Regions from separate parts of the Mus musculus genome. Here region 2 is linked to region 1. A link is a loop called in an ENCODE intact Hi-C map of the cell type or tissue named here. Cell type or tissue: heart. All regions are shown on one strand. Links, peaks and the distances in the headings refer to the core of each region. The heading gives the core; the rest is flanking DNA. Region 1 has its middle 83 kb from the start of Gm10000. Region 2 overlaps Gm10000 (a long non-coding RNA gene).

Region 1 (10,220 bases), core at 1,333-9,332:
CCCATTCTCCCATGATAGACTACACCCTAAAATTCTCCCATGATAGACTACACCCTAAAAGGGCATTTTTGTTCCCTTCATGTTTATCTCTTAGGGAGTGAGACAGGGATTATTTTCTCCCATTTACAAAAGAGAAAAGGCCTCAGAAAGGTCAAGTTCCATGTGCAGAGTCACAAGATTAAAACTGATCGAGTTCTGACTTGACCACAAACTCCCAGAACCCCCAAACCTAAAATCCTTTTTCCCTCACACCTGTGCAATCATATATAGATGATTGATGCATGTGATATGGTATAATTTGTGTGATGGATATATATGTTATTTGTGGTATATACATATATGTGTGGTATCTGTCTGTGGAGACTATATGTGATATATACCATGAGTATGATATATAAGTGTGATATTTTATATGTGTTATGCTGTATGTATTGAGCACATTTGGTGTTTGTATGCATGTGTCATATATGTGTGTGAATTATTTAGCATGGTTTATATGTTATATATATGTATATGTGTGTGGCTTGCCTGCATGTAATACATATGTATGATAGATGCATGCAAGTATGTACATGTGTGTGATAGGTATGCATATGATGTTATATATGTGTATTTGATATATGATGTACGTGGTGTTATATAGGTGTATAGTACAAGTGAAAGCGTGTAAATATGTATACGCCTGCGTGTACGTGGTATGCTGTTGTGTATATGTGCGATATGAGCGTGTGGGGTGACCATGTGAGCTGTGCATGCACACACTTGCGTGTGTACCTTCACGCCTGCTGCTCAGTGCTTCCCTGCAAGTGGTGACAGGGTCAAGGGAGAATTGTGTGTGACTAATTAGGTTTTAACTTGCCAGAGAAGAAGTGGACACTGCAGTGTGCTGCAGGAGTGAAAGCGAAGGCTGAACTGGAATGAACTTAATCTCCTTTGCACTGGAAGGAAAGAAAGATTAATGAAATATCCCCAAATCCATCCTGTTAGTTTTTATTAAATCAGCAAATGAAATTTAACCTCCAATTCAGTTTGAATGTCCTTTCCTGCAGATTAGGTTTCAACGGCCTGAGTGGAATGGGCACACTCCCTCTAGAACAACATCGCCATGGGAAAATTGCATTATTGCCGTCCACCTCAGGTTACCAGAGCACAGTCCACTCGGAAAACAACTAACCTCACAGAGTGGCACATACATTATCTCAAATGTGTGACAGCTAGCGTTCCGAGGATGTGCCTTCTGCGAGCAGTCTTCATACAAAAAAAAAAAAAAAAAAAAGCAATAAAAATCCAGACGGAGAAGCATAAGAAGGCAGCATCAATTCTTTTATCTTTTATCTTTTATTCAGGAGGGACGGGATGAAATATAGTGAGGACCTACGACAGCCACATTTGTTGTTTGACTTTAAGAAAGGGTCTTAAGCATCTCAGGAGGGCTTTGAACTGCTGATCCTTCTGCCTTCATCTCCCCAGCGCCAGGATTACAGAGAATTTCCCTACCACACGGGTTTGTGCCGTGCTGGGAGTCAAACCCAGGCCTTCGTTCTCACTAGGCGAGCCTGCTACCCCAGCACTACAGCTACTTTTTTTCATATGCTCCCCATACGCCAGGGACTGGTTCTTTCCCTTTCTGTGACTTCACACTCATCCAGGAAGCAAGCGACACACAACTTTTATATGGTAGAAGACACTGCACTATAAGATCAAGTTTGCCAGCAGTTGTTTCCTGGAAATGTCTCTATCACTGTGCCATCTACCGGACAAACATCCTAAGCTGAGCAGCACTGGGTGCTGGGTCACCTCATGGTCTTGGAAGTCCTGAACAACCACACACATTGGCTGATGTCGGACCAGTCATATGGGTTTAAAGCTGCAGCTGGCTGTTTGGGCCTATTCTCACTGGCCTTCCCGGCAACCCTAAGAAAGCTGGAGTGGAGGCTCAGCACAGCGGAGTGCAGAGGCATGCAGTGGAGCTTAAGTTCAGCACAGCTCCAGACACAGAGTCCGGGGCACATCTGTCCACTTCAGGGCCTTCAGAGCCAGACTACCAAGGACCTCCATAGCCTCTATCCTGTGGCACTGAGGTAAGGCGGGGATGGAGGAGCAGAATATTTTCAGATCCTCTTCAAAGATGGTTTTCCATGAGTTACAGGGAAAAGCCTGTTTTCTGTTACCGAGTCCAAGGAAAAAGTGCAAGTGTTTGTCAGTAAGAAGCAGCGGTTTGGAAAGTGTCTTTGATTGCTGCAGGACCGACACAGGCTTGTCTCTCCGGGCCTGCAGAGTGGAGGTGGGGGCCTCCCTCCCCCCAAGGCTGAGAGAAGCTTCCAAACTTGGATCTCAATACCCAGTGGTGGCGGGTGGAGGCAGGCCACAGGGAGCGATAAGATGCTTGCCTGTTTCTGCAGAGTTGGACCGTTGGTTCATGGGGTGCGGGGAAATTGGGAAGAGGGTGCAGCCTATGTGGCCGCAACTTAAGGACTCTACACCCTTGGACCCAGCACTCCCACTTCTCAGAGGCGAGGGGATTAGCATGGTGCAGGTTCTGGCTCCTTCAGAGGAGCTTCTCCGTGGAGTCATGATTCTCCTTCCATCGGGGCAGAGCCGAGAGAGAGTGGTGTTGAGCATGAATCCTGCCCCGTGCTCACTGCCTGAGAGGTAGGGACAATAACTGGTGTCTTTACTGGGCTATTATCGAAGCTGGAAAGGAAGGTGGATACCAGCCCTCGGCACAGCTGGGCATACAGTAAATGCTGAATAAAAGTGGACTAAGTTCGGTCACTTCTCAAGACCTTCATGCCAAGTCCTGCAGAACCCTTGGCTTAGACCTTGAGCATCGTCAGTGCTTTGCTGCAGGACCTTCCAAGAACTGCTCTCCATAGGGCAGGGGGACACATAATACCAACACACAGGGACCATGGAGATGTCCTAGTGTTCAAATTTTGGGCCCTATCAAAACGCTACAGTTGCATAAAATATTTGAAGCAATGGCCAAGAGAGAGGCTCCTTTGCCAAGGTTCTCCTCTTCCAGCCTCTGGAATTGATTACCCAGAGCGGTTCAGAAACACAGCAATAAATGGTGCCAGGGTAGATGGACAAGCCGGGATTGGCTCAGGTTTCCAAGCCAGCGGTGCCCCTCCCCCCCACACCCCGGAAGAACAAAGTCTTCTCCAGTTTTTAGTAAACCTAAGTTGACAATCGTCAAAGGGAATCAAACAGTGCAGAAACGAAGCCCCTAGAAGATGCCAGAGGAAGTCAGGATCCGTAGAAATCGACTAAGCCTCCACCCACCCCCACTTGTACTTCAGAATGAGTATTTAAATCTCCCAGGAGCAGGCTCTGGGGGTCCACACGATTTAACTTGTGGCAAGAATGCACTTAGGGAGGGCACTTGTGTTTATTCTGGGTCTTACCTCCTCACCGTCTTAATGTAATCCTCACAGCGTTAATGTGGCAGCAGGGGGTGGGGGTGGGCTATTGGGAAGACACCAATTAGTAGCACGGGCTCTTTGCCCCAAATCCCTACAGTGGTGGGAGAGAAATCCTTCCCTGGAAGGAGATAATTATCTGAAGGGCTGCTGGGGTCTCTGTAGGCCAGAGCTGGGAGTCAGCTCGGACCACCAACAGTCCAATGGACTTTTAGGCTGTCCCAGCATGTGGCCCTAATGCACCCTAACGTCCTCTAGCTAAGAGGGTGTCCCCATTCCCTCACTCATTAATAACTCTTGCTGGGGACCTGCTTCACACAATACCCCTTTAGAGCACAGGATTGAACCCTGAATGGAGCCAGGCAGCTTCCCAAACATCTGGGCACAGCTGGTTTCCTGAGACAACAACACAGCTTAGGGTCCTAGCTTCCCAGGTCGGGCTATGCACGGTGTGATCAGATCCCCGAGTCCAAGTCTGACTAAGGATAGAGGGGAACACACTTTGTCCTTGTTGATCAACTGGTGTGTATGTGTCAAGCCAGTGCTTCTTAATTTAATCTCACATGAAAGCCGCCAACATTCCGGCTGCTCCAATCTGATCACCCCACTCATGTTGGGGCTGCCCCTAGAAGGAGACGACAGTTAGTGTAGCTGCCAACGGTTGGAGGATTCTGCTGGACAGAGAAGCTGCAATCCATAATTGGACATTGCATAGAGAGACACGCCGGTTCTTCACATTCCCCCTACAGCCCACGGCTCTCCAGACTGGAGATTTCTCTGGAAAAGAGCCAGTTATGGGAGCATTGAAACCTTGGCCACCCAGCTCTCAGGGATGCCAGGGGCCTCTCTTTCCTGGGCTTGATGAAGAAGCATAGAAGGGACCCCTGGGCAACGATTCTGCCATTGCTTGCTTTCATAGAACAAGATGGAGTGTTATTACCTTTCATGAAGGATCTTATCTCTGACCAGGAAATAAGGGTGGGACTGGAAGAAGCCTAAATGACAAGTTGAAATGGTTCTGGTCAGAACTGGAGCCCCACATGGGCAATAGGGATGGTTACTTGTCATCGTTGGCTGCTGTCCTCTTGTGGGCCAGTCTGCTTTTCAGACATGAGGACTGCTGTTGGCATGACTGGGTATGCTCTTAGAGTGTCCAGGGTATGCTCTTGGAGTGTCCAGTGTATGCTCTTGGCATGTCAGGGTGTGCTCTTGGCATGTCAGGGTGTGTTCTGTCCAGGTATGTTCTCGGCATACAGGAAACGGATTTCATGCATGAGTTTTTCTTACTTTACTTTGAAGTGATGCCAAAAGTGTTCTGAGAGAATCTGAATCAGGAAGCTCTGGGGATGCCGTTTCTTGCTCTGACGGAGTTGTGGTCCACCTTCTAAGGAGTCCTCTGATCTTGTGACAAATGACCGTGTCCACAGCAGCATCTCAACAATCAACCTCCATAGTTGCACCTGATCCATTGACTGCCATGAAACTGATACCCTGAGGTCTTCAGTAAAGAACTTCTCAGCCCATGAAGAGCAGAGAGGAGTAGGCAAATAACACCTGTGCGTGGTGAGCCCATGAGGTCATCGTTGGCAACTGCAAGAACATATGGGGTCTTGGTGGAAACAGAGCATCCTGGTATGTGATCAGTTTTGTTCTGTACTTGTGACAAGGCCAGTGAGCAGCTCAGGCTAGATCTCCCCATGTGAGACTCTGGTCGATGCCTCCAGCTTCTCCAAGCCTCAGTTTTCTCCCATGTGTGTTGGATACCACGGCTCCTGCCTCTCAGGTTGCTCAGAGGACTCATGACCAGAACTGTGCTGTGAGGATCACAGGATGGCCCATCACCAAGCTCCATCTCCGAGCCACCTTAGCCTCTTCAGCCACCCTGCTGCTGCTCTTCTAGCTTTCCTCGTCGGCGGTCTCCCACTACCCACACACCCTCTCACACTTCTACACACTCAACCCCTTGCATGCACATATCCATACGCATGTACAGATGCACACACATTCATACCCATGTGCACACACACACACACACACACACACACACACACAGAGAGAGAGAGAGAGAGAGAGAGAGAGAGAGAGAGATGCACACCTCTTTCAGCAGTCTGCCTCTCCCATGACAGAATGAAATTTTGAAGCAAAGGGGAATTCTGGGAAATGTGGTGGAGCCCGGCTCCTGGTGAGTCGCTTGGCTTCAGAGTCTGCTTACCAAGCTACTTGCCAGTAGTGCAAAGCCACCGGAGGGTCAGCTGACCCTTTCTCCCCCTGCTCCGCTGTGAAATATCAGGGAGAGGGCAGAGGGGCGAGCCGTGTGAGTGGATGCCGGCCTTTATGAAACCCAAGAAGGAAAATACTCTAAACCCATAATCATAAACACGGCGTGTGGGAAATGGCAAGAGCCAGTTCAGTGGGGAGCGCCTTTTATCTGCTCCCTCCCCTCTCTGCTCAATATTAGATACATAATCAGAGAAATTCTTATATTTCACTGAAGGCCTGCTTGAGCTGAAAGGTTGATTTTTTTTAAAAGAAATTCTCCCCATCTATTCTGCAGCAGAAGGATTTTCTTTCTCAAATACTTTCACCTGTCAAAATCCCTCTGTCCAGAGACTAAGCAGATCCCTCCAGTCTCATTCTGCAGAGCCAGGGAAGGCGGCCATAGCGAGTGGGTGTCTACCAGGACATCTGGCATCTCCTGATGGCCGAGCTGAGTGGCAGCCAGGGCCATGGGCCAGCTCACACACTCAAAGAGGCAGTGAGCTTGGCCAAGGGGCACCAGCCAGGGGATGCTGAGCCAGCACTCGGCCTGAGCCCAGGACATGGGTCCTGCATAGGATTTCTCCTCCCTTTGACCCACTGCCTGTGAAAATGTGGAGCTGGGCCTAGGGCTGGGGCCCCCTCACCCGCCCTGGTTGATATCCTCAGTTTCTCTTTTGTCTCAGTAGACATTGCTCTTCTCCTAGGGACAGCCATGAACAAAGACTGTTGCTCTATTTGGACTTGTCCCGCCTTCTTTTCCCTCCCCTCCCTGTCTGGTCCCACCCCCTCATCTCTTCTCCTCTTCCTTTCTTGTCACCATACCTATCCTACCCTCCCTATTTCTTTTCCTTCCCTCTCTTCCTGTCCCTCACTTCTTTTTCTTCCTTCTCCTCACCCAGTCCTCTCCCTCCTCCTCCTCCTCCTCCTCTTCCTCCTCCTCCTCCTCCTCCTCCTCCTCCTCCTCCTCCTTCTCCACCTCTGCCTCCTCTTCACTCCATGCTAAGAGTGAAGCCTGGAATCCAGAGCCTTGCACCTGTTTGACAGCAGCATCCCCAACTCTACCCATTATATACTGGATAGGCAGGTATTTCACACTTTTAGCCAATGTTTATTGTTGTCATGAGTATCTTTGTGTATGTCTTAGAAACTTTGTTTCAGATTTATTTGTTATATGCATGAGTGCTTTGCTTGCACATATATATGCGTACATGTGTGTAGTACCTGCAGAGGTCAGAAGGTGGCTTTGGATCCCCTGAAACTGGAGTTACGGATGGTTGTGAGTCACCATGTGAGTGCTGAGAATAGATCCTGGATCCTCAGCAAGAGCAACAGATGCCCCAAACTCCTGAGCCAGCTCCCCGTATCTGTCTGTTGACAGACACACACATCCAGTTCACTGTTATATGTAGCCGAATGTAAATGACTGCATTGTGATGTCGAGAGAGCGTTCCTTCACTATTAGGAGCTATATTTTCAGAAGAAATCGACATTATTATCCATTCTTAAGAAAAGACAATGTTAAAGGCAGTCCTGCTCAGATCCATTTTCCCCGCAACACGCTTAATCCGCTCGCCTACCGTTCCTGCAGAGCTGCAGTGCACACAGTACATGGCTGCATCCCTGCAGACCATATGGTACATGCCTGTATCCTTTTATACTTCCCCCCCCTTCCTCCATCTTTATTCCTTCCTGTTCTTTCTTTCTCTCTTGGAGTCAAGAATCTGACAGTGCAGCACAGAGCAGCCAGAAGCCCAAGCTCCGTCCTGCCTCAGCCTCAACAGTGCTGAGAGAATCAGAGTGCACGGCCACACCTGGCTTCTTTTAAACAAAATCCAGTCTTTCTTTGTTGAACTTACCTCTTACCTTGCTTCGGGGATTTGCATAGCTGGGTCTTTGAAGGGCTTGGTTTTTGTCTTGGCTGAAACTTCACCTCTCCTGGCCATTCTTACGGACTACATCTTTTGCTCTGCTAAACAGCTGCATCGTTCCCCAGACCACTGAAGTAAACTGCATCTTCCCTCAGGACCCTCTTCTGATGGAGGTGGTACCCGCCTTTTCACCGCAACATACAATACCACCATGAAAATTTTGAGACCTTCATCACACAGCACCGTCACTTTGCTGTCTTCGGAAATACAAGGGTCTTGGGACCTCAACTCTAGGCAACAGGGCATGCACATTTTGGCAATTAACCCATCCAAGCCAGATATGAAAGGACAGATACCACGTGGTTCCACTTACATGAGACACCTGGAGAGTCAAATTTAAAGACAGAGAAGTAGGCCATGGCTGTCAGGGCTGCAGGGGTTGGTGAGGTGGGAATACACACTAAGTGTCCAGAGAGACCATGGTAGTGCATGGGTCTTCATCTTGTTGAACTGTACGCATAAAAATAGTCAGCAGAGAGAGTTGGGGATGTGGCTCAGTCCGGAGCATGCTTGACTACCACGCATGAAGTCCTAGGTTCAAGTCCAAGCACGTACTATGGCTGGGAAGGCGGCCCATACTTGTAACCCAAACTTGTTTGGTAATCTCAACTGGTACCCAGGGGATACTGACCTGAGAATCACAAGTTCAAAGACATTTTAAGGCACATTGTAAGTTCAAGGCTAGGCTGGGCTGTATGAGATCACACCTCAATTTTTTTTTAAATGGGTAAAATTTGTGGTATGCATATTTAACGTTAAAGCGTTTAAAATTAAAACTGTAAATGTAGTCAATAAAGATTTCCCAAACTCAATTATTTATTCAAGCCCTACTACCTACAATTCCCACACCCAACACCCTGAGCCTCCTATTCCATTTTTCTGAAGCTTTGGTCAGTCACAATCCAAAAGGGTGAATATCTGTATTGACTCTTTAGGGACAGGGACACCCCTGTCATTCCTGTGATACTTTGTTACAACTGTCCTCTTTTAATTGGTATTGATGGGAGTAGCCTGTGCCTAATTCATGACTGGAACTTCATTGCAGGTATGTGTATACTGGAAGATTATAGTTTATATAGAAGTTGGTACTTTCTAAAGCTATTGTGCCCTTTCCTGGGTCTTGGGATGTATGCCCTCACATATGGTGAATGGCATCCCCACTTGCCTTTCCAGCATATTCCAGCAGCAGTCGAATGCAAGCAGCTAGGAGTCTCCACCTTGGGGCTTGCTGGGGTTGCATGAACTGAAGAACATGGAGGTTTAGAGTGAGACGGCACCCTGGAGGGCTGCAGCCTGGATGGACAGACGGATGGGACATGGGGAGAAAGACCTCTCAAACGGGGTACCACTCTGCGTGACTCTGGTCCCTCTGGGCCCAGGCTGCAATGGTACTGTCTCCCCCCAGGCCCAGGCTGCAGCGGTACTGTCTCCCCCCAGGCCCAGGCTGCAGCGGTACTGTCTCCCCCCAGGCCCAGGCTGCAGCGGTACTGTCTCCCCCCAGGCCCAGGCTGCAGTGGTAACTTACTTGGTACAGTGTCAAGTTCCCTGGCTTTCCTTCTTCCCCCGACCTCGGCTTGGCCTGCACTTCCTGGGCTCATCTCCCAAATAAACTTAGTCATTCACCCATGACTTCAGAGTGGGCCTCACAGGGACCTGACCCACATACCTCTCCACCATGCAGACTGCATATCCAGGCTAAAGGGAACTAGGAAGAGAACATTGTCTGCAGCTGTCCCATCTGAACATTCCCGAAAACTCCTGTCCACAGTTTGCAAAAAAAGTAAAACATGGAAAAAGGGGGAGAGGTGTGCCTGCTGTCCTGGAGGAACTTCAAATGCGCAGGGCCAGGATCTGCCTCCTGCAAATCCCGGATGGACAGTTTGAGAAAGGTTCTGGGACTTGGCCGTGGGCCTGTGACTCACTTCTGCCCTCACAGTAGCTGGAGGGCTGGGGCAAGTCACTCGGAGAATCTGAGCCTATATCATATCCTCTGCTCGTTGAACATGCAGATTTATGTCCCGCTCCATCTCCAGAGATCGCACACGGAGCATGCACAGACGTGCTCTGCAAAGCAGGGTGCAGATGGTTGTTATCTGGGTACGTGCTTTCTTTAGAGGGTGGACATCTGTGCCAGAGGGCTTAAAAGGCTGCCGGAAGCCTCCAGATCTCCACAACCCCACCTATATGCTCAGCTATCTGGAGGGGGGGAAGACAGCCACTGCCTGCAGCTGCTGCCCGGAACAAGACTTACATTTTTCACGATCTTAGTGGAGTGATGAAGGCTAGCTAGAAACGGAGATGCATGTCTTCCTCAGAGTCTCTGGGTGTCTAGCACCATGCCCAGGCCACAGGCCACATGAACATCAAAGAGCCACACATACTGTGTCTAGGAATGCAGACCTGTCGACAGTAGCTCCGAACAGGGAATCTCACACCTGGGAGCCTCAGTTTTCTCTCCTGTGTTATGGAAGGATAGCACATTCAATAAATATTTGAATTTTCATCAAGCCCTTCCCTGAGAGCCAAAGAGATGCAAATTATCCTACTGTGTTTACCATTAGCCAGCTGTATGACAAGTGTGTGGCGCGCCTGATTTCTGGGTCCCCTATGG
Region 2 (10,220 bases), core at 1,020-9,019, 66 kb before region 1:
GCTCACTCCCCTGGGTTCCCAGACAGCAGCTGGACTGTGTGGAGGAGGGGGCTCCCCCACTGGACACATTACGGGTTTAAAGGCTTAAGACTGGATCAGATTGCAAACCTGGCCGGAGGAGGCAAGTGGCTTATTTCTTATCTTTGCAGCGGGGGATTCCAGTCTTCCCTGGCACTCTCAGCTCTTGAGAGAAACACAGGATGTCCATAAACAGGGTTGAACCTGGGCTCATCCTGTCCTTGGGTACTGCCTAGCAATGCCTGCTGCATCATAGGTGCACAGCCATGGCAGACGGGAAAGACGCCCAGCGGATACTCGATTATCCGGAGTGGTAATGAAATAATAACCAAAGCATTTCTTCTGCTGCTTTGTGTTTTGAGTTGTTGGTTTGTTGGTAGTGCAGTTGGGCTGGCACGGGACTCTTTTTATTGTTATTATTAGTATTAATTTTGAGGAAACACATGTATACCGATGAGGGGCCAGCTGTGTGGAGTCAGTTCTCTCCCTCCATCTTTATATGGGTTCTGGGAATCGAAGTTAGGTCACCAAGCTTGCATGACAGCTTTTACCTGATGCGCCCTCTCCTCAGCCCTACCCTCTCAGCCTCTACGGCGCTGGCATCTCCTGGCACCCTCATGGGTTTTGTTGGTGCTGCTCCTGTTGCTTTGACATGTATTTTTGTTTTATTTGAAAGACCTAGGGATTGACCTATGACCTCACACTTGGGCAAGTGCCCTATCACTGAGCTATAGCTTCTGCCCACATTATTGTTTTAAAACGTGAAATATTTTGACTGTTTGAGTTCACAGTCACCGTGCATTCAGATAGTATTTTTTCCCCTCCTGGGTGTCAAGAATTCCATTGCATTTTGAGAAAATAATCGATCATGTAAGAGAGTCCCTGTCTTTATGGGGTATACCCTCAAGAAAGTTTTCAACATATTGTTAGGGGGTACGGAGGCTCTTATTTGGGGTCCCAGCACTGGATAGAATGGGACAGGAGGATCCTGAGTCCAAAGTCAGCCACACAATAAAACCTTTTCTAAGAGCAACAAAAAACTGTTTCGAAGGAGGGAGTAAACCAGGTGATCTCGGCCGCAGGGAAATGCAGGCAGGACAGCCATGAGTTCAAGGTCCGCCTTGGCTTCACAGCAAGCTTGAGGTCAACCAGGGCTACGTGAGTTCTTGTCTCAAAACTAAGCAAAACAAAACAGCAGGGGGGGGGGGGAGGAGTAATGTATGGGCCCTGGGTACAGTGAACAGGGACAAAAAAAAATCAGCATTTTGTAATGTGTGTGCACGAGTGTGTGCACGAGTGTGTGTACGTGTGTGTGTGTGTGTGTGTGTGTGTGTGTGTGTGTGTGTGCGCGCCTGTGCATGTGCGTGCATGTGTTGGTATCTTACTATGTAGGCTAGGCTGGCCTTGAAATCTACATCTCTGGAGTGCTGAGATTATAGGCTTGTACCACCATGTCCAGTTTAAGAATATGAAAGTTCAAACCCAGGGATTTAAGCACACTAGGCAAGTGTTATATTAACTGAGCTACATCCCAGCCCCTTCCATTATGTTTTAAACTTAAAGTATGTTGGAAGTTTGTCCTGATGCCCCTCATAGACTTCTATGTTGTTCTTACACCAAAAAAATCTGTCTCCCAGTGAAGAGAGAGACACCATTTATGGCATGATCTCTGTGCTGTGCTGGCCCCATGGAATCCTTAAGGACAGCTAGTCAAATTAGCATTGGAGTTTTCCAGGGCACCCTATGTCAGTGAGGCTTAGGAAATGGCCCAAGTTAACAAACAGTTAACTAACCAAGGGCAAAGCCAAACTCTGGATACTTGGCTTCAGGGCAAACTGCTGGGGTCCACTGACCTCAGGTTTCTCTTTTCCCAGAACATGGGTCATACAAGATCAAGTACTCATATAGCTAAGAAACTGAGTGGAAAGCCTGGGGTGGGACATCAGAGAAGTATCTCTACGTGTCTGCCCCTGCGAGGTCTGGCTTACAGTTCCAGGAAAGGCCCTCAATGCTATGCACAGCAGGCATGTAGATGCTGGCTGCACCAGCTGAGTGAAATGCAGCAAAATGATGCTCCGGAGGGAGTCCTGTAGCCCAGACCACTGAGCTATCACAGGAGGCTGCAGGAGCCCTCTGTGGGGGTCCTAGGAGACCTCCAGGCTCACACCCCTCTGTGGATCAATGTGGAACCTAAAAGGAGTCTTCCTGAATCTCATAGCTAGTTGGTGGGAGTAGGTAGAGCCTCACATAGGCTCTGCCTATCAGCATGGGCTGACACTTAGGGTCCATGCCCATAGTGTCATTACATCTATTGGTAGTGTTCCGTGCCTGAACCTATGCAGATGCTATGATATGCTAACACTTGATAAATATAAAGAAAGGGGAGGGGCAGTGCTGGAGAGCTGGCTCTGTGCTTTAGAGCATTTGTTGTTCTTGCGGATGATGACCCAGCACCAACATGGTGGCTCACAACCATCTGTAACTCCAATTTCAAAGGCTCCGACGCCTTCTTCTGACCTCTGAGACATATACATGCTTGCAGGCAAAACACTCGTACACGTAAAATAATCCAAAAGAAATTTTAAAGGAAAAGCAGAAGGAAAAGGAAGGAAGGAAGAAGGAAGGAAGGGCAGGGCAAAGGGTGTGAGAGAGGTTAGAGCAGAGCATTGGGGTCTCTGAAGGAGCCATAATCAACAAGTCTGAGGCTGGCAGAAGCTGGAAAAGAGCCTGGAACAGACACCCCAGGCTCAGAAGGAGCCAACCCTGAGCGTGCTGTGGGGATCAGGCCCCAGTCTCAGCATCTGGAAGACAAAGTCAGAAATATCACAAATTTGAGGCTAACATGTACTACATAGAAAGTTCTAGGCCAATATGGGCTACGGAGCAAGTCCCTGTCTCAAAAAATAAAACAAAGCAATGAAAAGAAAGGAGGTGACCTTGAAAGCACCTCTGTTTTGGACTTGTGGAACCTGGAACTATCAGACAGCAAATTCCTATCAATTAAGCCAAGCAGGCTGAGTGTGGCAGTACTTGGAATGTGTACTGGAGAATCAGAAATTAAAGGCCAGTCTGGACTACATGAAACCCTGATGTCATTCTCACAGCCTAGGAACTCTTCATAGTGTGTCTCTATCTCAAAGCAAAGCAAAGCAAAACAAAACAAAACACTAACCAAACAACAATAATAATATCACCAAAATTAAAAATACTGTCAAGATATTAATAGTGAAAACTGTTCGTTTTCTTTCTTCGTTTTTTGTTGGTGGAGGTTGGCTCTATGTGTTTTTGCTTTTTTGCTATGTCTTCTTTTGTTGGAGACAAGATCTTGCTATGTTCCCCAGGCTGACCTCAGTCTCCTGCCTCAGCCTCTTGAGCACAGAGATTACAAATGTGCACATGCCCAGCTTTCACCATGCTTTTAGGCAGAGCGATACTCTAACATGTGGGTCATGTTTGCCCTTGACAGCCCATCTGAAGTCAGCCTAGCTGCATTTGAAGCCCTCAGTAGCCACCCCTGGCTAGTGGCCACCACAAAGGACAGTGAGACACTGGATAATGAATCACAACAGTTGTGGCTTTGCATCTCGGGCCCACCATGTACTACTTCTGATCGCTTGAGGTAAACTGCTGGACAGCTTAGGCATTCCTGCTTCTTGAGTGGTGAGCCGGGCTCTGACATGGAATTTGTCTCTTAGGGCTGTTTGGAAGAATGATTAAAGGTAGTAAGCTCTATAAAGTGCTTTATGGGATCTGTTTATTCACTGGTCATTCACCCACTGCAGGAGAAGTGCTGGCTACATTCCACGTGGAGTCCTTGGCAAGTAGCAATCCTGCCACAGCTGCTAGGATGTCGGAACTGTGATCAGTACAGGCTGGGACAAGTTCAGGTCAGGCTCATATTCATGAGCCAAAGGTGAAGGAAAGGGACCATCGTTACTGTGACGGGTCCTAGCTCAAGGACCAGGGACCAAGTGCCAAGAGCCATGATTACCTCGTCCACTACCTTCTCGCTGTGTGGATGGCCCTGTCAGGAACCTTAGGAGGGGATGGCAAAGGTTACAGGAGCCTGGAAGGAAGATAAGCCAGTGAGCAAGGCTAGGAAACTGGAGATGTGGAGAACAAGGAAAGGATGCAGGAGGAAAAGCAAAGATGGGGAGGGGTCCATCAGGGATCCAGGACAGAGCCCAGGGTGCTGCAGAGGCAGGAAAATGCACAATAAATCAAGGGGCCAAGAAGGTCAAAGACAGAGTTCTCTTCTCAGAGGGACTGGTGTTGAGCAGCCTCTGACTCCTGGAAGAGTACAGAGTGAGCAGGGTTTCAGTGATGGAGAGCTTGCCTGCAGGAGGAAAGCTTTGGCTCTCCCTCCCAGCACAATTAATTAATTAATATGCTAATTGATTGAGTGGAATGAAGAAGCAGGAGGCACTTGTGAGAAAGGCTGGTGGGAGAGAAGAATCCTGGTACCCTGCCCTGAACTTGCTCTAGGTCTTAGCTGGGTTGGGTGGGGGATGAGTAGTGTCTTAACTCTTTTCCCTTCCCCTCTCTCCCCTCCCTTCCTGTCTCCCCACCTCTTACTTTCCCCATCTTTCCTCTGAGACTGTTCTCCCTTTGTAGCCCAGGCTGGCCTGGATCTCTGCAGCTCAGTATACCTGGAACTCTTCATCCCCCTGCCTCAGCCTCCTAAGTGCTGCAATCACAGCAGCAGTGTCTGGCCCAGTTGTCTTCCAGAGACCAGATTCCTGGAAGCCCGCCCTATTGGGCAAGCAAGTAAAGAACTGTGTGTGGCTCTCAGCCTGGACTTCCCGGACCATGCCCCAACTGCTGGTCAGTGAAGTTGGCACAGGAGAACCTCTACTGTGAAAGACCTGGGAAGGAGACTTACTTTCTCTGACAAATCTAGAGCTTTCCATTCTTGTCTCTTCCAACTGAAAGCTAAACTCCTGCTTCAGTACAATAACATCTTCTCTGGAAGCAAACTCCCACTTAGGAGATGGAGGCAGGAGACTCACAAGTTCAAGGTCAGCGTTGTGAAATAGTGAGTTCGAGACCAGTCAGAGCTACAGAAGACCTTGTCTAGAACCAAAAACAAGAACAAAATGTCTTGGCAGTTAGCAGAACTTCCTGGAGTTAACTCCAGCTCCAGGGGGTCTGATACTCTCTTCTCGATTCCTCGGGTGCTTGTGCTCACAACCACATACCCACACATAGACAGACAGACACACACAGACAGAGAGAGAGAGAGAGAGAGAGTTAAAAAATAAACATTTAAAATATATACATACATATACAAAAGAAACCAAGAGTCTATGAATTGTTACGATTAATGAGAATCCACTAAAGTATATTTTAGATAAAACTACCAATAATAAAAAAAATCATATTTCCATGCATCAGTAACAAATGGGTGGAAATGTAATTTCCAAGGTGACACCATTTATAATAGCAAAAGAAGATAAAAGGCACCTGGGGATAATTGTTTTTAAACATGGAAGACTTTTGTGAAGAAAATTATATGTTAGAGAAAAACTATTCAACGCTGGCAACCTCGCACATACGCATCTCTGAATTGCGCTGCAGACATAAAGCACTTTCAATCAAAATCCAGCTGAAACTTTCAAGAGGGCTGGACAAGCTGACCTTAAAATTTCTGTAAAGGAACAAAGGCCCAAGAATAGCCAGGACATTCCTGAAGAGGCATGAAGCAGGGCGATGTGCCCAGAAGGCTTGGGAGTCTACTGTGGAGCTATTTGGATTGTGCTGTGGTGGCTCTTGGCATAGGCAGCCGAGCCGACCAGGGATGCAGAATCCAAAGCTTGGGAACAAGCCCAGAGAGTAAGGCCGAGGTAACCCAACGCCTTCAGGCTGCCTACGGAGGGAGGGGCTGATCCAGAGCTGTTACTTGGGCTTCTGGTTATCTACAGAGGAAATGAACTTGGGTCTCCATTTTTATCACATCTAAGCCCCAGATAAGGAAATAGGTTAAAGAAAGGCTCAGCTTTAGTGTTTTAGAGAGAGGATTTGCGCGTAGCCCCAGTAAGTATTTTCTAAATAAGGCTAGCCAGTAGAAGATAAGGCTTGTTAACACAACCTTGATAAGATTAAGAACTAGCCAGGTGTGGTCCCGGGCCAAGTCAGTCTTCCTAGCACACAGGAAGCTGAGGCAGGAGGATCACAAGTTTGGGCCAGCCTGGGCTAGAATCTCAAAATATCAAACGACCAACAAAATTGAGAACGCTTGTTTTCTGGGAGTGCAGCTCTGTGGTAGAGCATTTACCTAGAATGTACAAGAACCAGAAGGCTCGATCCCCAGCAGGAAGAGAGAGAAGGAGAGAGGGAAAGATTGGGGAAGAGAGGGAAGGGCAAGAGAGGGAGGGAACCATCAGTACTCAAGGCTGAAGAGGAGAGCAGAACTGGACAAACTGTGGATGGACACTTAAGCAAACTTGTTTTGTAAATAAGAATACTAAAATTCTAATTTAGGAGCCTTGGAGATGGCTTCGTGAATAAATGCCCTTGCCCCCAGGCCTAAAGACCTGGAGGGTTCCAACCTTAGGATTTATACCAAGAAAGGAGAGGAGAACACCCCACCACCCACCATACCCCCCCCACACACACATATTCACACATCTGCCCTCTGACCTTCATATATGCTCATATGGGTGTAGGCACCCACACACAAGTAAGTAGATACAATGTATTACAAAGTTTCCTGCCAGTTTTGTCATTGCCATCTAAATAAATTAATGGGATTAACATATAGATGAAGAGTTTCCACAGGAAGGCAGTTTTTTATCAGTGGTGGTCTGGGCTCCTGCACAGCTTTACTTATTCTGCATTCATAAATTGGGTTCTTATTGAGATAAGAACCTGAACAGACTCAGCTGTCAGTCTACAAGCCAATGGCAGCCACAGGAGCAGGTCTGAACCGCTGGCTCTGGTTGCATTCCCCTGCCTTCGACTCTCCACTGTGTCACTCAGGGGAGGTGATCTCAGCTCTGTCACATTCTGTCCCCTCCTTCTGTGGGATCCCTGCTGAGGCTTGAATTTCTTCCTCTCATCAGCTAGCTTTCTCTGCTGGGTCTCTTCTCCCAAATTTTCTCCTTTACTCATATTCCATCTAGCTGGCAACTGACAGGTTGGTGAATGAATGCAGGTGGATGCTTCACAAGGCACACAGCTGCTGTAGCTGCCGCACAGGGAGGGGGAATCCTAGTGGATGCTCGTAAGGGAAATGCCCACATCAATGAGACGGACCATCATAAGAAGGAAATGTACTATGATTTAACCACCGCTCAACCTTGTGGCAGGGCCTGCCCCTACATTATCCAGCATATCCTCCTTCCATCCATGGGACCCAGACAGGATTTCAAGGGACATCTTGCAGATGCAAAAACTGAAGCTGGTGAGGTCCTGGGTTCAAGCTCAAGTACAAAAAAAAAAAAAAATCAAATTTAGTGTAAGCTTATAATCTTAGCTCCTCCAGAGACTGAGGCAGGAGGATTGCAACCATGAGGCCTGCCTGGTTTACCAAGTGAATTTAAATGCAACTTGTCTCAAAATTAAGAAGTAGATGGGATATAGTTTAGTTGGTTGAATGCCTGCCACACAAGCATGAAGCCCTGAGTTCAATCCCCAACACATAAATGGAGCATGGTGGTATGGAGAGGTGGAGAGTGAGGAGGAGTCAGAAGTTTGAAGTCATTGTTGGCTCAAAGCCAGGTCAAAGTAGAAAGCTGTTGGGTTGACATGAGTGTCTTGGTCTCACTTTCCTGGGCAGGGCAAGGATTTGAGTTCATGATGGTCAAGCACAAGGCCAGGCCAGATTTACCAGAGCAGCAATTTGGCAATGGACATTGTAGCAATGACACCCTGGACATTGTGTGAGGAGACCCCAGAGAAGAAGTGTGACTCCAGTCACAGAGGCAGTCATTGCAGACAAGACACCGAGAGTCCACCTCCAGGCTGTCCTCCCATCTTTGTGGGAGCTTCTTTTAACAATCTTATGGGGTGTCTGGGGGTCAGGAAGGTGGGGTATGACTTGGGTGCAAAGAGAGAACCAATCCCCAGATTGTTTCTGACCTCCATATGTATACTGTGGCTGGCACACATACAACACACATGTACACGCACTTGTGCATGCACAGACACACACACACACACACAAAACCAACCAACCAATCAGTGTAAAATTCCCTTGGCTGAAGTGAGTGCAGATCTGTTTGCATTTGTTTGTTTGTTTGTTTGTTTGTTTGTTTGTTTTGAGGCAGGGTCTCCTGTAGCTGAGGTTGGCTATGAACTCTGTGCACTCCAGCCAAGGATGGTCTTGAACTTCTGAGCCTCTTGCCTCTACCTCCTGAGTGCTGGGATTACAGGCATGTGCCACCGTACCCAGTTGATATGATGCTGAGGTTCAAGTTCAAGGCCTCATGCATGCTAATCAAGCACAGTACCGACCGAGCTATAGCCCCAAGTGGGATTATTAAAGGAATGGTGTTAGTAGCTTGGACTAAGTCTACCCTCTCAAAACAGAATCTCTTGGCTGGGATTTTGGACAATAAATCAGATGAAAGCAAGCAAGCAAACAAACAAACAACAACACACCAGTGAGGATCGGGGTCCCAGGGCAGGAGGTGTGTTAGCAGCAGGTGATGTCATCTTCCCTCCAGGGCTGCCCTGATGAAGCTCCAAGAAGGAGCTTGATTAAAGCATCAGAGATGCACACTCTTCTTGCTGAGGTGGAGACTCTGAAACCATGCAGCACGGAAGGAACACTCACTGCCCCTGAGGCTCTTGGGAGAGTCCTCTCTTCCCTCTTGTGTGCTTCTGGCAATGACCAGCAGGCTTGGCATTCTTTAGTTCCCATCAGCATTAGGCTCTTCTCCTGTGGGTCCTGTGGGTGCCTTCATTCCTTTCTGTCCTGTGAGGCCACTTTATCTAGTCTGACTCCATTTTGATACTAATACCTACAGAGACTTCATTCCAAATGCGATCACATTCTGACCTTCTAAGCTCCCAGGGATATGCATTTTGGGGGCACACTTTATGCTCCTCCAGATGGTGAGGCTGGAGCTCCGAGGACTGATGGGGAAAAGATGGCAGGAGACCAGATAGGCAAAAAGCAGGTAGAGGCTAAAACCTGCAGCTCTCCAACACCATCCCTTGGAGGATCGTGCTGGCAGTGCCACTGTAGGCTGTTCACCCAGCACACTTCTGCTTGCTGGACCCAATGCCCCAGTTTTGCATGCTCGGGCTGACATCCCCTGTCTGCCCTCTCAGCCCTGAGCTCACATAGCTTCATAGTTATCTGCATCTTCAAGCACACTTCTGTCTACGTTGTCCATGAGCCTCTTAGGAGCAGGACTCATCCTTCCGTCATATCTGCATCCCTTGACCCTAGCAAGAGTCTGACACGGAGTGAATGGGGACAACGATACCAGGACCCCAGAAGATCAGACTCAGGGTCAGTGTCTCTGGTGGCCCACTCTCCAAGGAGGTATTTTCTTGGCCACCCTTCTAAGGATGGTTTTGTTTTCTAGATCGTAAACTCTTGATTATCCATCTCTGATATCCTGAGTTTTGCTTTGGGTTTTTGTTGTTCGATTTTTTGAGAAAGGGTCTCTTTGCAGTTCCTATGTAGCCAAGAATGACTTTAAAGTTCTGAACATCCTGCTCCGGTCTCTGAGTGCTGGTCTCACAGGTGTGTGCCACCATGCCAGGGGTTATGCGATGTCGGGAATCAAACCTACAGCTTCATACCTGCTGGGCAAGCACTCTGCCAAGTGTGAGCCATTTCCCCAGGTCCCTCTCTGATGTTCTGCTGTTAACATCAAAATAAGCTTCTGTCCCCTTTGCAGCTAAGAGAAGCATGATCTATCTTAGACGCAGCGTTCCCCTACATGGAGGACTCTTAAGCTCCATCTGCCTCACACTCTCCCCTGTAGCCCCATGTTGTCGCCTGCTTGCACACACAAGTCACCCTCTCTGCAGCCCTCTTCTCTGATGACAGGTCCCCCATTTCCAAGACAAGGCTTGGTCATAAAATCGACTGTCCGCAGCCATTTAGGTCTAGGCATGGTTAATGCCAAAGCTGGCTTCCAAATTGATAGTTAATGAGGAAAAATGATGAGGCCGGGTGTGTTAACAGATGCAGGCTCCAGGTCATAAACAGGCCATTAAAGCTGGGCAGTAAACAGCTTGCCAAA

Evidence for each region. Peaks named below come from ENCODE experiments on the same cell type or tissue, not always from the same donor. Only the 100,000 strongest peaks of a DNase experiment are listed, where the experiment ranks them.
Region 2: it touches region 1 in a loop (2.4-fold over the local background); 7 of 42 quality-filtered maps call a loop at or near these places.

Annotation. Positions count from the first base shown.
Region 1 is chr12:104,551,843-104,562,062 of GRCm38, forward strand. No RefSeq gene overlaps it. Among named protein-coding and RNA genes, the nearest start is that of Gm10000, 83 kb to the left of the region's middle. In heart, for the core only: no CTCF peak of the experiment used is centred there; DNase peaks (open chromatin) are centred at 6,189 and 9,279; H3K27me3 peaks cover 1,904 bases.
Region 2 is chr12:104,486,392-104,496,611 of GRCm38, forward strand. The region is part of intron 1 of Gm10000 (a long non-coding RNA gene); the gene reads left to right. Among named protein-coding and RNA genes, the nearest start is that of Gm10000, 18 kb to the left of the region's middle. In heart, for the core only: no CTCF peak of the experiment used is centred there; a DNase peak (open chromatin) is centred at 5,770; H3K27me3 peaks cover 2,559 bases.